Regions from separate parts of the Mus musculus genome. Here regions 2 and 3 are each linked to region 1. Evidence: chromatin contacts called from ENCODE Hi-C or POLR2A ChIA-PET data. All regions are on one chromosome and are shown on one strand. Each heading gives the region's core, a stretch centred on a gene start or an enhancer-like site at or near the end of the contact. The rest is flanking DNA. Distances are from core to core; before and after follow the strand shown. Region 1 holds the start of Padi2 (peptidyl arginine deiminase, type II). Region 2 has its middle 6.0 kb from the start of Padi4. Region 3 holds the start of Padi3 (peptidyl arginine deiminase, type III).

Evidence for each region. A loop is a pair of places that touch in the nucleus more often than their neighbours do. ChIA-PET counts read pairs that join two places held with the same protein, here RNA polymerase II (POLR2A).
Region 2: a loop to region 1 is called in a map of mouse embryonic stem cell, with 2.5 times the contacts of the local background. The contact joins the enhancer-like site here to the promoter of Padi2 in region 1. A Hi-C loop is called at or near these places in 28 of 37 maps with a recorded cell type or tissue (CH12.LX, CH12F3, ES-E14 and 11 more). POLR2A ChIA-PET finds 5 or more read pairs at or near these places in 1 of 5 experiments (embryonic stem cell).
Region 3: a map of heart shows a loop between it and region 1 (2.2-fold over the local background). The contact joins the promoter of Padi3 here to the promoter of Padi2 in region 1. A Hi-C loop is called at or near these places in 16 of 37 maps with a recorded cell type or tissue (CH12.LX, adrenal gland, gastrocnemius and 3 more). POLR2A ChIA-PET finds 5 or more read pairs at or near these places in 1 of 5 experiments (embryonic stem cell).

What each region holds. Positions count from the first base shown.
Region 1 is chr4:140,904,687-140,909,140 of GRCm38, forward strand. It overlaps Padi2 (peptidyl arginine deiminase, type II), which reads left to right and starts at 1,674. Exons shown (of 16, transcript NM_008812.2): 1 at 1,674-1,863. The coding sequence starts at 1,748. It overlaps Gm46719 (a long non-coding RNA gene), which reads right to left. Exons shown (of 2, transcript XR_001784481.2): 2 at 4,288-4,454.
Region 2 is chr4:140,777,943-140,782,396 of GRCm38, forward strand. No RefSeq gene overlaps it. Among named protein-coding and RNA genes, the nearest start is that of Padi4, 6.0 kb to the left of the region's middle. Within about 2 kb of position 2,092, at least 1 of the 3 ENCODE cell types and tissues checked has a DNase peak (open chromatin) inside an H3K27ac peak, as active enhancers do; it is heart, where a contact is called at or near this core.
Region 3 is chr4:140,808,366-140,812,819 of GRCm38, forward strand. It overlaps Padi3 (peptidyl arginine deiminase, type III), which reads right to left and starts at 2,283. Exons shown (of 16, transcript NM_011060.4): 1 at 2,151-2,283. The coding sequence starts at 2,242. Gm13032 (predicted gene 13032) reads left to right here and starts at 2,628. Exons shown (of 3, transcript NR_045944.1): 1 at 2,628-2,738.

The DNA.
Region 1 (4,454 bases), core at 424-2,923:
ACCCAGGTTCCTGCACTGCTACTGTCAGGAGCTATGCACCCCTAGGTTAGTTCTGACAGCGTTCCTGGAAAGATAAAATAATTTAATTCTAATGCTTTGGGAAGTATCATTTGGGGGCAGTGTGGGGCACAGAAACCACGTAACTAATGAGTGCACCACACACCGCCGTCGTTTCTGCCCAGCTGGGTAACCACAGCCTTTGCCTGATCGCACAACCCTGGCTCTGCTGGGACTCACTTGCTTGACAGGAGACATGGAAGGAGTGAGTGACATACAGGACCGTTCTGCCCGTGTTGGAGGTGGGAACTCTTGCTTGCCTGCAGAGGGGTCCTCAGACCCGAGCCCACCTTAGCAGGGCAGGGGTTCCCAGTCTGGTGCCTCTTGGATTCTTTCCCACAAGCTGCCTCCTGATTGGAGAACGCTCTCCCAGGGACCAATCAGAAGTTAGCAGCTTCTCCCAGGATCTGAACCCCAAGCCTTTCAGGAGACAGTGACCCCTCTGGCTGAGATTCTGGCTCTCTGCTTCTCCACCCACATTCCTCCTAGATCCCTGATACCCAGGAACAGCTGGGGTCTTTACCATCTCCTAATTTGGGCATCTGGAGGAGAAGGATGGAGTCGAGGGCCGCTGGGCGTGCCTGGGCATACCTATGAGCAATGCGTTTAATTCAGTGTGCCCTTTGCTGGGGCTCCCTTCAGTCCCCCTCCCTCTCCAACATTCACCCCTCCACCCGCCCTTCAGTCTCCATTCCCTTAACGAAAAAGCCACTTCCTCAAATTGCATAGCCCCAGGGTTGAGTTCAGAAAGAAAGGGCCTGAGGGTGGGGTTCAGAGTGCTTCAGACCCCACCCTGCCACTAGATGTCACGGTGCACCTTGGCCTTCAGGACCATACATTGACCTCTACCTTGGCACGTCTTTTGGTGTCGCAGGCTGGAGCCCTAATCCTCTGCCCCGTCAGCCCATTGTCCTTCAACCAGGCACATCCTCCCAGCCACCGGGAGCCACCCAAATCTCCATCCATAAACACCACACAGATCAGTCCTCTCCTCGCCAGTCCTCTCACGCCCCATCCGGGGTCTTCACTACTGGCTCCAGCTCAGTATGCTCAACGCTGTCTGGGGCAGCCAGAATGCACTCCCAGATAGCCCCATTCCAGGCTCATGCTGTCGCTCTCATGCCTGGGCTTAGCATTCTGGTCCCTGCCAGGGCCACAGTTCCCCCCACTCCACCCCACTCCCTATTTCTCATGGCAATGTGGATCTAATATGGGGGGTGTCCAGCTTCCAGAAGGTGTTCAGGAGGCTCCTCTCCACCCCCTGGTGTTGCCAAGATCTTTAAGAAGCCTCAGGGTTTCCTCTGAGAAGCATTCTCCGGCCCCAGACTGGCTTTGGTTGCCACCTATTCACTCCTGCCCTGTCCCTTCGGCTACTCCTGCTCGCACTTTCTGCCCCTCGGAGCTGGAGGTGAGGGGGAGCGTCCAGAAAGGGGAATTTACTGAATAAAAGAATGAACAAGCCAAACACGGAAAACAGGAATTGACAACTTGCGGGCAGAGGGGCTTGGAGGGCGGGGCCAGGCTTGACGGACGGGTTTGCAGATCCAATCCAAGAGGAGTCCGGCGGGAAGCCCCGCCCACGCCCCGCCCCCGGCTGCTGCTTAAGGCCGCCGGCTGCTCGGCAGCGAGCGCAGGCGCAGCAGCGGAGGGCTTACCTGCAGCAGGTGCTTATTCCTGGGAGCAGCACGGAATGCAGCCGCCTATACGGGAAAATATGCTGCGGGAACGGACCGTGCGGCTGCAGTATGGGAGCCGCGTGGAGGCGGTGTACGTGCTGGGCACGCAGCTCTGGACCGATGTCTACAGGTGAGCCGAGAGAGAGTTACCCTCTCACCTACCCTTCACAAATCTTGAGACCCTGGACCTGGCTCCAGTATCCAGGTTGCCCCTCAATTCGAGATCCTCAGAAATCCAGAGAGAGTCCAGGCCAGGATCCACTTCCATGCAATCCTGAGGCCCCTCTAAGACACACAGTTACAGCCCCTGTCACAGCCTCCTCTCTGAGACTACTCCCTAAATCTAGCCTTCTCATGACTGGTCTTTCCAGCCCCTCTCCTGGGTGACTTTAACACACATGGGCTCTCTGTAACACGCCCCTTTCACTCCCCCATTCCTTCTTGGCTGACCTTTCACCCCAGCCCAGCCTCCTCCACCAGTGGACTGCCTACCCCTGCAAGCAGAAACAGCCTGGGATGTGCTGGGGACTGACTTGTCCAAAGGGGAACTGCCCACGTGGAATCTGGCCTGGTACTTATCCGATTTCACCCTCCGGGGGGTTGCTGGTGGTTGCCTGTCCCGGGGCACTGGCTGTGAGCTGTGTCCCCAAATACCTTTCCTGACTTCACCCTGAGATCAGAGAGGGGTCACTTTCCACCCGCTATGGCCCTGGGAGCCAGGGCCCGTTTCTTCCCCATTTTCTCTGCCCACACGCTCGCTCGATGGGGGTCAGGGTACCTGAGACAGAAGGCTGAAGGAATCTCGCAGAGTGTGTCCCACAAACCCAGAGAAACTGATAGGGTATAGTGTGGGACCTAGGAAAGGTGCTATGGGGAAGGAGTAGTCTGAGCAGCCTGAGAGGCCACACTGAAGCCACCATCTGCTCCGAGCACTCTCAGTGTTCTGCCTTGCGAGGGAGGAAGGGCTTCATGCTGGAGGGAGGGGCATGCCAGATTCTGTGCCTGTACATCCTCTATGGGCCGTGTTCCCAGACCATTCTGACACTAAAGCGCCTGACTCTCCCGAGCCTCCCAAAGCCCACCTAAGCACCCCCTCATGCTCTTCTGCCCGCTCTCCAGCTCCTTCCCACTGCTCGGCCACTTCACAGGAGGCCCCGGTTCCCGCTGGTCTCAGCAAGCCTAAGACGGGGCCCCTCTCTGCTCCTTTAGCCCTTAAGCCTCAGCCCCAGCCTCCACTTCACCTGGGCCTGGACTTCAGTGGGCCTTCATATAGACCCCAAAGCAGGATTATAACACAGGGGTGGGGTGTGGTCTAGGCGCCAGTGGCCTGGGAGGGTGCCCATCTCTCCCCACTCCCTGCTCTGAACTGGGCATTGCCAAGGGGTAAGCCAGGATCCTGGGCCCTAAGCCACAGTTGTCACCATGCCTGTCAGCTTGCCTGCCGGGGCACTGTGGGGACTCTCTGAAAGACTGGCATGCTGCCTCTGCTGGGGGCTAAGGAAGAAAGGGGGTCTGTGCCTAAGTCCTTGTCCTTGCTCCACCTAAGCAGAGAGAGGCCCAGCACAGTGGAGGGCAAGGGGACAGGTGTCCACTAGCCTCAGCCAGGACTCAGTTCACAGAGAGTTCCCCAACACCAAGAGTCAGCACAACCTAGACCATAACCTGCCCAGAGGAAGCTGTACGCAGGCCACCGTTGTCATTGCAAATGTTGTAATAGTCTACCTTTAAAAAAATAAGTTAACCAGACGTGGTGGTACACACCTGCAATCCCTACACACCAGAAGCTGTGGTCCGAGGACCACAAGCCGAAGGCTCATTCATACTACATAGTGAGTTCCAGCTCAGCTGGGGCCGCACAGCATGACCCTGTCTCAGTATACCCCCAACACATGCATGTGTACCTCAAAAAGGAGAAAAAACAGCCCGTAATCCCAGCACTGGGATGGGAGGCAGAGGCAGGAGGATCGCTGTATTATTCAAGACTAGTCTGGTCTACATAGTGAGTTCCAGGACAGCCAAGGCTACACAGAGAGACCTTGTCTCCCACCCCACCTCTAAGAAACACTCATAAAAGTTATTTCTTGTAATTAGTACTGGAAGCTGGGTGTGTGGTGCATGCCTTGAACCCAGCACCTGAGAGGCAGAGGATGTCCACGGATGGAGCCCTGTGAGCTTGAGGCCACGGCAACCTCCCGGCCAGACAGGGCTACCTAATAAGACCCTGCCTGTCTCAGAACAACCAAAAGAAAAGAAAAGGTGGACCTGGAGAAGTGACTTAGAGGGTAAATGTGTCGCTGTTAGCGTGAGGATCTCAGCTTGACCCTCAGGTTCCCATGTAAAAAGCTAGGTGTGGCTGTGTGCTCCTGTGCTCTGTGGGGAGCAGAGACAGAAGGTCGCTGGGGGCTTATCAGCTCGGTTCCAGGGTCAGTGAGAGCCCCTGGCAGAGAGTATCAGCATAGGACACCCAGCATCTTCCCCTGGCATCCATGTCTACTTATCACACCCACCTGCAACACATGCACACACATAAAGCACACACACACACACACACACGTTAGAGAGATGGAATTACTTTAATGCTCATGCAATAGTTTGTTAAGCCCAATGTATCCAAAGTGCCGTCGTTGGAATACGTGATCATGGAAGATAGTTCATGAGAAAGCTGCTGATCTTCGCCTGTGACGCTTTGTGATCCTTAAAGTTCATCTGGAGTGATAGTGA
Region 2 (4,454 bases), core at 842-3,341, 130 kb before region 1:
AGCATGCCATGATCCCCGCCGACCGCTGACCTGTCATTATCTGGGCTCCAATTTCTTCAGAAGGGGAGTCTAGTAAGTTGTTGGCACAGTGGGAAGTCTTTTCTGGGAGACGAGTTCCCAGCCTTTTCCTTTGCCTACCACAAGGTACCCAGGGGGATTCCAGTGTTGGAGTGGCCCACCATTTCACTAGTCTGATAGTCAAATGGAGAGACGCAAGAGTCTCTAAAATATCCTTTTCTCTGGCAGGCCAGTTACATTTTGATGGCTGGCTAATATGGCCCCTGAGTACAGAGAATATTCCAGGGCTACTGGCTGTACCCTGAGCTCCGGGTGACTGTCTCACTCCTAGAGAGAAAGAGTCTGTAAGATCACACAATGAGAATCCAGCGCTTGTTCCACCCCTGACGCTCAGATCTGACAGTGGAGATGTAACACAAAGGCCAGAAATAAGAGGTTGTTCTGGGCTGGGTGGTGGTGCTGGTGCACGCCTTGGATTCCAGTACTGTGGAGGCAGAGGCAGGCGGATCTCTGTGAGTTTGAAGCCAGCCTGGTCTATATATCAAGTTCTAGACCAGCCAGGGCTACATAGAAACAAAACAAAACACACTCATAAATGAAGGCATTTTTCAGATGCACTGGTGGGAACGTCAGGTAGACGGTTACAGGAGCCCAGGGAAGCTCTGCCCCAGGCCTCAGAGACTGTCTGATGACACTCTGAGCGCTGAGGTGCTGAAAGCTAGTGGTTTCTTACATCACATCCCCAAAGACCTCAGTGACAGTCACAGCGGGTCACGTCAGGTGCTGGTAGGTGAGGAGTGGCCATCACGGGCACTAAAGAGGGTACGAAATAAGTTTGCTCCCAGATCTGTAACTCCAGAGAAACTGGTACTCAATGCTCCCCACAGGCACCTGCAACACTTGTGCTGTGTATGAACTCATGAAGGCACACTACACGCTATGCTGGCTAGCCTTGTGTCAAACTGACACAATATAGCGTCATCTGAAAGGAGAGAACCTCCATTGAGAAATTCCTGAGATTCACCTGTAGGGAATTTTCAGACTTAGTGAATGGTGGGAAGGCCCAGACTATTGTGGGCGGGGCCATCCCTGGGCTGATGGTCCTGGGTTCTATAAGAAAGCAGGCAGAGCAAGCCATGCAGAACAAGCCAGTGAGCAGCATCCTTCCATGGCCTCTCATGAGCTCCTGCCTCCAGGTTCCTGCCCTGCTTGACTGAGTTCCTGTCCTGACTCTTTCAGTGATGCACAGTGAGTGTTACGGAAGTGTAAGTCTAACAAGCCCTTTCCTTCGCAACTTGCTCTTTGGTTACAGTGTTTCATCTTGGCAGCAGAAACGGTAACACACACACACACACACTATGGAAGGATGCTGCTCACTGGCTTGTTCTGCATGGCTTGCTCTGCCTGCTTTCTTATAGAACCCAGGACCATGCAGAGGGCGTTGGATCCCCTGGAACTAGAGTTACAGGTGGCTGTGAGCTGCCTGGTGCTGGGAACTGAACCTGGGTCCTCTGTGAGAGCAGCAAGTGCTCTTAGTCACAGAGCCATCTCTCCAGTCGCCAAGGAGGAGGAAGAGGAGGAAGAGGAAGAAGAGGAGGAAGAGGAGAGCTGGGAGCACACAACCATAAATAGACACACACAATCACAGATAGACAGACAGACAGACAGACAGACAGACAGACACAGAGAGAACACACAACCACAGTCAGAGAGACAGACAGAACACACAACCACAGACAGCCTGACAGGTGGAGGGAAGGAGGGAGAGAGGGAGAGAGAGAGGGAGAGGGGGAGGGAGAGGGAGAGAGAGAGGGGAGAGAGAGAGAGAGAGAGAGAGAGAGAGAGAGAGAGAGAGAAACTCTGTACATATGCTAATGGGCTCACGGACTCTGGCACCCAGCTGGGGAGTTGGGAGGAAGAACCCTGACTAGACTTCCAGTGTGACCCAACCACCTCCTCTCCCTTTTTAGTCCACTAGCTGTCACCAGGATATGTGAAACTATTGACACAGCTGTCCTCCACCCGCTCACTCAGGGCCTCTTCTGGCCTTGGCATGGCGGCGTGATTGACGGTGCGATGTTATCTTGCTCTCGGAAGCTCCAGGCAGCTGGCCCCTTGCCAGCAGCATCCCAGAACTCCTTCTCTGTGCGCTGCCCAGTTGCCCAATGCCTGCCACGAGCTCAGCTTGATCTGCTCACGTGCGCATTCCACATTCTCCTTATCAGCCACCGTCTCTTAAAATCCTACAACATACCAATCGTCAGGAGGATGTGCAAACCTATGGGAACTTTAAAGACTGCTGAGCTGAAGTCTGCGCTGACGTCATGCAGCTAAAGAACCGGCCTTTAGGAGACGTCTGTGGTCATGTCGTCCCTGACTGTGCCCCTCCACCCCAGCCACAACCGTGTCAGCCTTTCCAGCTCTTATGTCCTTGTTTTTCTTTATGGGTTTTACAGTATTGTTTGCGCTTGCCTTTGTGTTGATGGATGGATACCCTATGCCTCCGTGACTAGTTTCTTTAATGCCGTGCTGTTAGCGGGGTTCATCCATGTAATCAACCGTGTGGGGTACAGATGGCCCACAGTCTGTATGACCTTTCACCCCGCGCATATGAAGCAATACAGCTATGCATCCTGCAGGCAGCGGGAGTTCAAGTGTTTGGCTAATACGACCGCTGCTGATGGATTTATATGTGTGTCCTGGCGACAGCTTTAGAGCTTCTCCAGTTATACACACGAGTGGCATTTCTGGAGCAGGCTGTGTGGCCACTGCCAACGTGACATGCCGCAAGCCCTCTTTCATGGTTGTACAGACTCATGCCATCAGCGGCTGTGAGACTCCAGCTGCCCTGTACTGTTGCTGACCTCGGCTACAGCTATGCAGGGCTGCTTGTCTTCTCTGCATCCGAGGGAGTATCATACATCCCGTTTGTGTCCCTGTGTGATGTGTGGGACGGTTGGAGGATGTGAGTGTGGAGGTCAGAGGACAATTTTCAGAAGTGGCTTCTCTCCTTTCATCATGGGAGGTTCTCAGGATGGAACTCAGGTGTCTCTGCTTGGTGGCAAGCGCCTTGATACCTCGCTAGCCCCCTTTGAGCCTATTTGAGCAGAAAGTGAATGGACTCAGGCTTGGTAACGTGAGGTTTCTTCTAGATCAGTGGCTCTCAAAGATCAACAGCATAAAACAGGTATGAAGGTGAGCACCTGTGATCCCAGCACTTGGGAGGGGGAGGCCAGAGGGTCAGAAGGTCAAAGTTATCTTCAGCCAGTCTGGGCTCCAAGAGACCCTGGGTCTAAGGAAATAAATAAACCCCCAGGCTTTCCCACTGAGCTGAGTAGAAACTGAGCCCATCATAGTTATGAGGGCCGAATAGCTTGGGTGAGGATGGACAGGATTTGCATGCAGCCGGGTTTAGGAAATGAATAAGTCCGATCTTTGGGGTCTGCCGACTCCCATACTCCTTAAAGAATACAGATGACTCATGTCCCTCCTAACTTTGGGATGAAGAGAGAAGCCTGGTTACCAGAAGTCTCTCAAAGCCACAACTGAAGAGTGGTAACTAAGGACCCTGACTCCATGTTCCCTGTTGGAAGGCCACTCATGCTGAAAAATCTCATTGGTGTTCTGCCTTCCAGCTAAAAAAAAAAAATGGGGCTGAAGCCCACGGTCCTGGGTATCCGGTTAAGGTAATTAACAATGAACCACAGATTTGATGACAGCCAGGATTCAATTAAAGACCCATCTGGGGTCTGGAGCTGCCCTCCATGCTGGTCCCAAGCTCTTCAAAGGCAACGGGGCATCTTTCTGCCTCTGGACTAGGATGCCCGTGTCTCTGGAGGGACACACTGGCTATGCTACAGAGGAGCCCTGAGTGAGGCCATGTCCCTGGCAGCCTATCAGAGCTATGTCAAATCCTTGCCACCAGAGAACAATGAAACTTGGAGACCCTGGTTCAGGGCCTCTGAGACACTCTTAGAGAAAGCAAGAAGCCTCCATCTTCTCATGAGAACGTGTCTCCTGTTGTCTTCAAGTCCTAGGGAGTGGCTCTGGCGTTGTACTGTGAGCATCAGGGAACACATGCCTGCTTGGCCATCAAAGCCCTGCTGCAGTCAAACTTCTGCAGACAGACAGCTGCCACTTCAGAAGACGCTAACACCAGGAAAAAGCGGTTGAGAGACTCCTTGCATGACACTGTAGACCATGGAGCCAAATGTCTGAATTTTTTTTACTTTATTTTTTATTTTTTAGAATTAAAAAACATGTATGTGTGTGCTTGACAGCATGTATGTAAGTATCACATGTATGCAGTGTCCATAGAAGCCAAAAGAGGGCATCAGATCCCCTGGGATTGGAGTTACAAAGGGTTGTGAGCCACCAGGTGGGTGCTGGGAACCAAACCCAGGTCTTCTGCCAGAGTCCCGAGAGCTTTTAACTGT
Region 3 (4,454 bases), core at 1,033-3,532, 96 kb before region 1:
CTCCCAGGTCTCTCTGAAGAAAGAACCAAACAGTTCAGACGGCCTCATGCCTCTCTACCAACTGGCTACGCCACCTCTGACAGGTTAGTTAACCTCTCTGGGTTAACCTCTGAGATGGCGAGGCCGCTGTGGTAAGCTGGGGCATCTGGGTAAAATACTCAAGACGACGCAAGCCACCAAGAGCCCACTGCCCAGTCACATCACTGGTTCATCACATTACAGAGCCAGAGGCAGAGTCCCCGGGGAAAGAGCGTCCCAAGATGAGGCAGCTGGGAAGTACCAGAGCCAGCGCTGAGCCACCATCCTGCTGCTCCTGGTTTGTAGGCTAGGGCTAGGATCCGGGAAGAATACCCTAAGATGTCCAGTCTTGCTATCCCCTTCCAAGACACAAGTCGCGGGCTGTAGAGATGGCTCAGCCATTCGAGGCAAGGCTCACAACCAAGACACAGGTCATCTCTGCAACCCTCACTGGACAGCGCCTGGCCGACACTAGAACAACCCTTCACTTCTGAGCATCCCCAGGACGGCTGTACACCAACGCTCAAAGAAGCCCATGCCCCGTGAGTGTGATACTCTATTTCCCAGGGGGATTGGCCATCACTATGTGCAGAAATCCTAGAAAACACCAAAGCCCTGCCACCACCCATGACTGCCCCATCCCCAGTCTTCTTGGTGAATCCCCATCATGGCCCTAGTCACTCAAGTTACCCCCAGCCCAGCGGCTTGCCTCCCACCCAGCCCATCCTCCACCCTCGAAGGCACCTCTGAGAGGAGCAGGAGAGGGAGGGGGAGGAGAAGCTATCCCCAGCTCCCTGGACAAGTCAAACCGGAGATATATCTACCCAATGGGCACAAGGCAGCTGGGCAGTGAGTCACCCCTATGGGCACGCAGCCCTGGAGCAGGCTGTGGCGCCAGGCAGCATCCATCCCACTTCCTGTCCTGCCCGAATCTTTGGAAGCTAAAGCTACAGAGACTCCCCTCTGCATATCTCACAGTCCACCTACCCGCAGCCAGGAGCTAGCTCCTGGCATGCAGCTTATCTCGGACTTGGTTATCTCCTGTGACTGGCAGCTCACTCCTTCCCTCCCTACCTCAGACCCCAACCGATTTCACTCCACACTTGAAACTCTTACTTCTGGATGTTTGTTCTCAAAGGGTGTGAAACTTTGGCCCCTGGGGCATACCTGACAACGTCTGAGTTTTGGCTGGCCCAGCAGGGTTGGGAGCACTGTCGGCCCCTGGCAAATGAAGACCAAAGATGATTCTCACAGTGTTACAGTGAGTGGCACAGTCCCGCAGGGACTTCTGGTGGCCCAGTGCTGAAGCCACATCCAAGATGGGGGCAGGAAGGTCTGAGAGGTGACACCCTGATCCCTGCATCCTTGGAATCTCCTCAGCTCAGTCTCAGAGCTGGGACTCAAAAGCCTAAGAAACCAGCCCCGGTCCTACAAAACCCCTAGCCAAGCCACCCTGGCCCACAGCAGCCACAGCGCATAGGTGATGAGTGACCGTGGATCTGAAGCCCTGGGGCTCCAGGGGCTGGGCAGCTAGACACGAAGTCCTTAGTAAGTCTACAGTGGGCTCAAAGCTCAGCTTTGCCTCCAGGTGACATGGGCTAATGGCTCAACCTCTCTGTGCCACCACTGGTACTTTGTGAACATCACCTGAGATAGTGTTAACGTCAGGGCTCTTGTCAGGGTGGAGTCTGAGAAACTGTGACCAGCTCTGGGGACAGAGCTTGGCACCTTAAGTGCTAGGTCCGTGAGTAGATGTGGCCTTTTAAGAAATGACTTGATTCTCCCTGTGCTCATAAGGGGTTGGAGGATGAGAGTTCAGGTCCCTTCCCTTTCTTGTGACCAGTCTCTTCTAAGGACCCTTAAACCGAGAAATGAGCCCATGGCCCCAGAACTGTCTAAGTCCAATGTACGGAGCTCAGCTCTGCCTGGATCCTCAGGTTCAAAAACCCTGCTGGGAACGGGGCTGACTGCAGGAAGGACCCACGCTTCCCACAGTGGGCAGAGGTTCCCAGGTTAAGACTACAGATGAGGCACCGTAGGCCCAGCCTGTGCCCTGAGGAACACAGCTCCTAGCCGTGAAGGCCCACGGACTCCACACGACGAACCCCAGACCCTCCAGAACCAACTCTTACCCATAAATGTCCACGATGGTCTCAACCCCTGCCACACACACAGCGCTGGTGGGGTGCTCCAGAGACACACGCACAATCCTCTGTAGAGACATGCCGGCCTAGGATGGGGGCTTTGGCCACCAAACCCAGCACTAGCCAGAGGTCCCCCAGGATGTGCCTTTAAAGTACCCAGCTCCGCCCCTCCAGCTCAGGGCGCAAGCTTATTGGCTCTAGCTCTAGAAGCCCAGCCTCTTCTCAGAGGCCAAAGAGCCAATCCTCTCTTCAGGACTGGCCGGAAGGGTTCTGATATTTGCATATGAACCTGGGGCTCCCACCCCAGGGCACCCAAGGAGTTAATTTCTACCTAGAGAGAAAACAAGTCCCCACAGGTGCTTGGCCAGCACATCTGGGGTGGTTAGGGGGAGGGGGAGGGGGAGGACACGCAGGGGAACCCAGGGCTTTGTCCTGGCCTGTCTCTGTCCTCTTGCCTCTGTTTACACTGCTGGAAGGGCCGCTGAGGATGCAGGATGCAAGGCCCCACTTCACCCTGGTGCAGGCAACCGGAAGTGCAGGTGGCCCCTGGATGCTTCATGCAAACCTATGAGAAATGTTGGTCTTGCCTCGCTCCTCCCCCTCTCCCTCCCCCTTTCCCTCTTCCTCCCCTCCCCCCTCCCCCCCGTTCTTCCCCTTCCCCCTGCCTCTTCCCCTCCCCCTTCTCTCCACCCATCTTCCTCTCTTTTTATTCTCTCTCTCTCTCTCTCTCTCTCTCTCTCTGAGTCTCAAATACTCCAAACTCACTATGAGGTTAACAACAGTCTTAAACCTCAGATCCTTCTGCCTCCCAAGCGCTGGGATTACAGATCTGCACCACTCTACTCCATTTTATCTGGTGTTGGAAATCACACCTAGAGCATTGTGTGTGCTAGGCTCTACCAACCGAGCCACATCCCCAGCTTCGCCCCCCTCCCCATCTATATGTATTTCTAGATCGGTCTGATTTTTACATTTCTGGGAGAGGTGGTGCCCACCTGTGCCGTGGCACCTGTGCAGAGGCTGGAGGACTTGTTTCCTCCTACCAGGTCCATTCCAAGTCGTCAGGCTTGGTGGCTAGCACCTTTACCCACTGGGCCACCTTCTTGGACCTCTGCCCGCCTTTCTTAATTAAAAGCTTGGGTTGTAAGACTAGAGAGAGAGTGAGCTTCCTCCTACCTCAGGGTCTTCCTGGTGGCACTTCACACACACACACACACACACACACACACCTTACTTCAGCCCACCACCACCACCAATTGAGCCCTGGCTGAGGGGATCACAGCTGGGCAGTTGTAACGTGGATATGGGCTCACTTTCCTAAGGCTGATGTTGGAGGTCAAACCCTCCCAAGGGGGTAAATGATACAACAGTGACCAATGTCATCAGGACCAAGAATATCAGCGTAGGTTGCCCTCTTGTAGATGGGGAAACTGAGGCAAGAGGTATCTGCAAGAACAAGGACTCTGGGCAGGGGAGTCGGGTTTGATCGGCTGCACCACGTACTGACGGGATTCCATCTCTTCTCCTGGGGCTTGTTTCCTCAGGTCTAGAAAATGTGGCCAGTCACCCGCTCGGGCAGAGATAATGGCTGTGGAGGCTCAGAAGTGCTGAGTAGAGTCCCTCCTCCCAGCTGCTGCCCCCCCAGGGCAGGGCAGGGACCAGAACCCACTCACTTCCTAGGGTCCTCCATTTGCACCAGTCGGAGGCTGACATTTGGAGCCTATGACTGTCCCCTCTGCGGTGGCCCAGGGTATGGAAAGGGCATTCTCCAAAGCAACCCGAACCCAGGGCATCTGGTTTCCAGCAAATGGCGTCAGTGTTAGATAAGAACCAGCACGCTTGATAAAGTTCCAGACATCCTCCCTGACTGTGGGGGATGGGTGGAAAGAGTGGGTAAGCATCCTCCAAGGGTGCTGGCACATTGTGCTGGGGACCTGATGAGCCTTGTGCTAAAATGTCTGTCAAAGGGAATAGTCTGAGATCACAGCAAGTGTGTAAGATGAAAAGAAGCGATGTTTCCGAAGATCAGACCACCAGGCCTAGGGAACTCAGCACCGGAGTCAGGGCTACGGAATTGCGTTGACCTGTCCTGGATCCCGGTGCCTTGGAGCATCGCCCCCTTCTGCCAGCCTCCCCACCTCTTTCCATAAAACCAAGGGAAGAGGAGAGGAAGAGGAAGAGGAAGAGGCAGGTCCCTCCTCGATAGTATCTCAGGCAGGCGGGGGGGGGGGGGGCGGCGCGGGGGAGTGGCCATGGATCAAGGATTCTGTCGAATCAGCGGCTGTCTGGCAT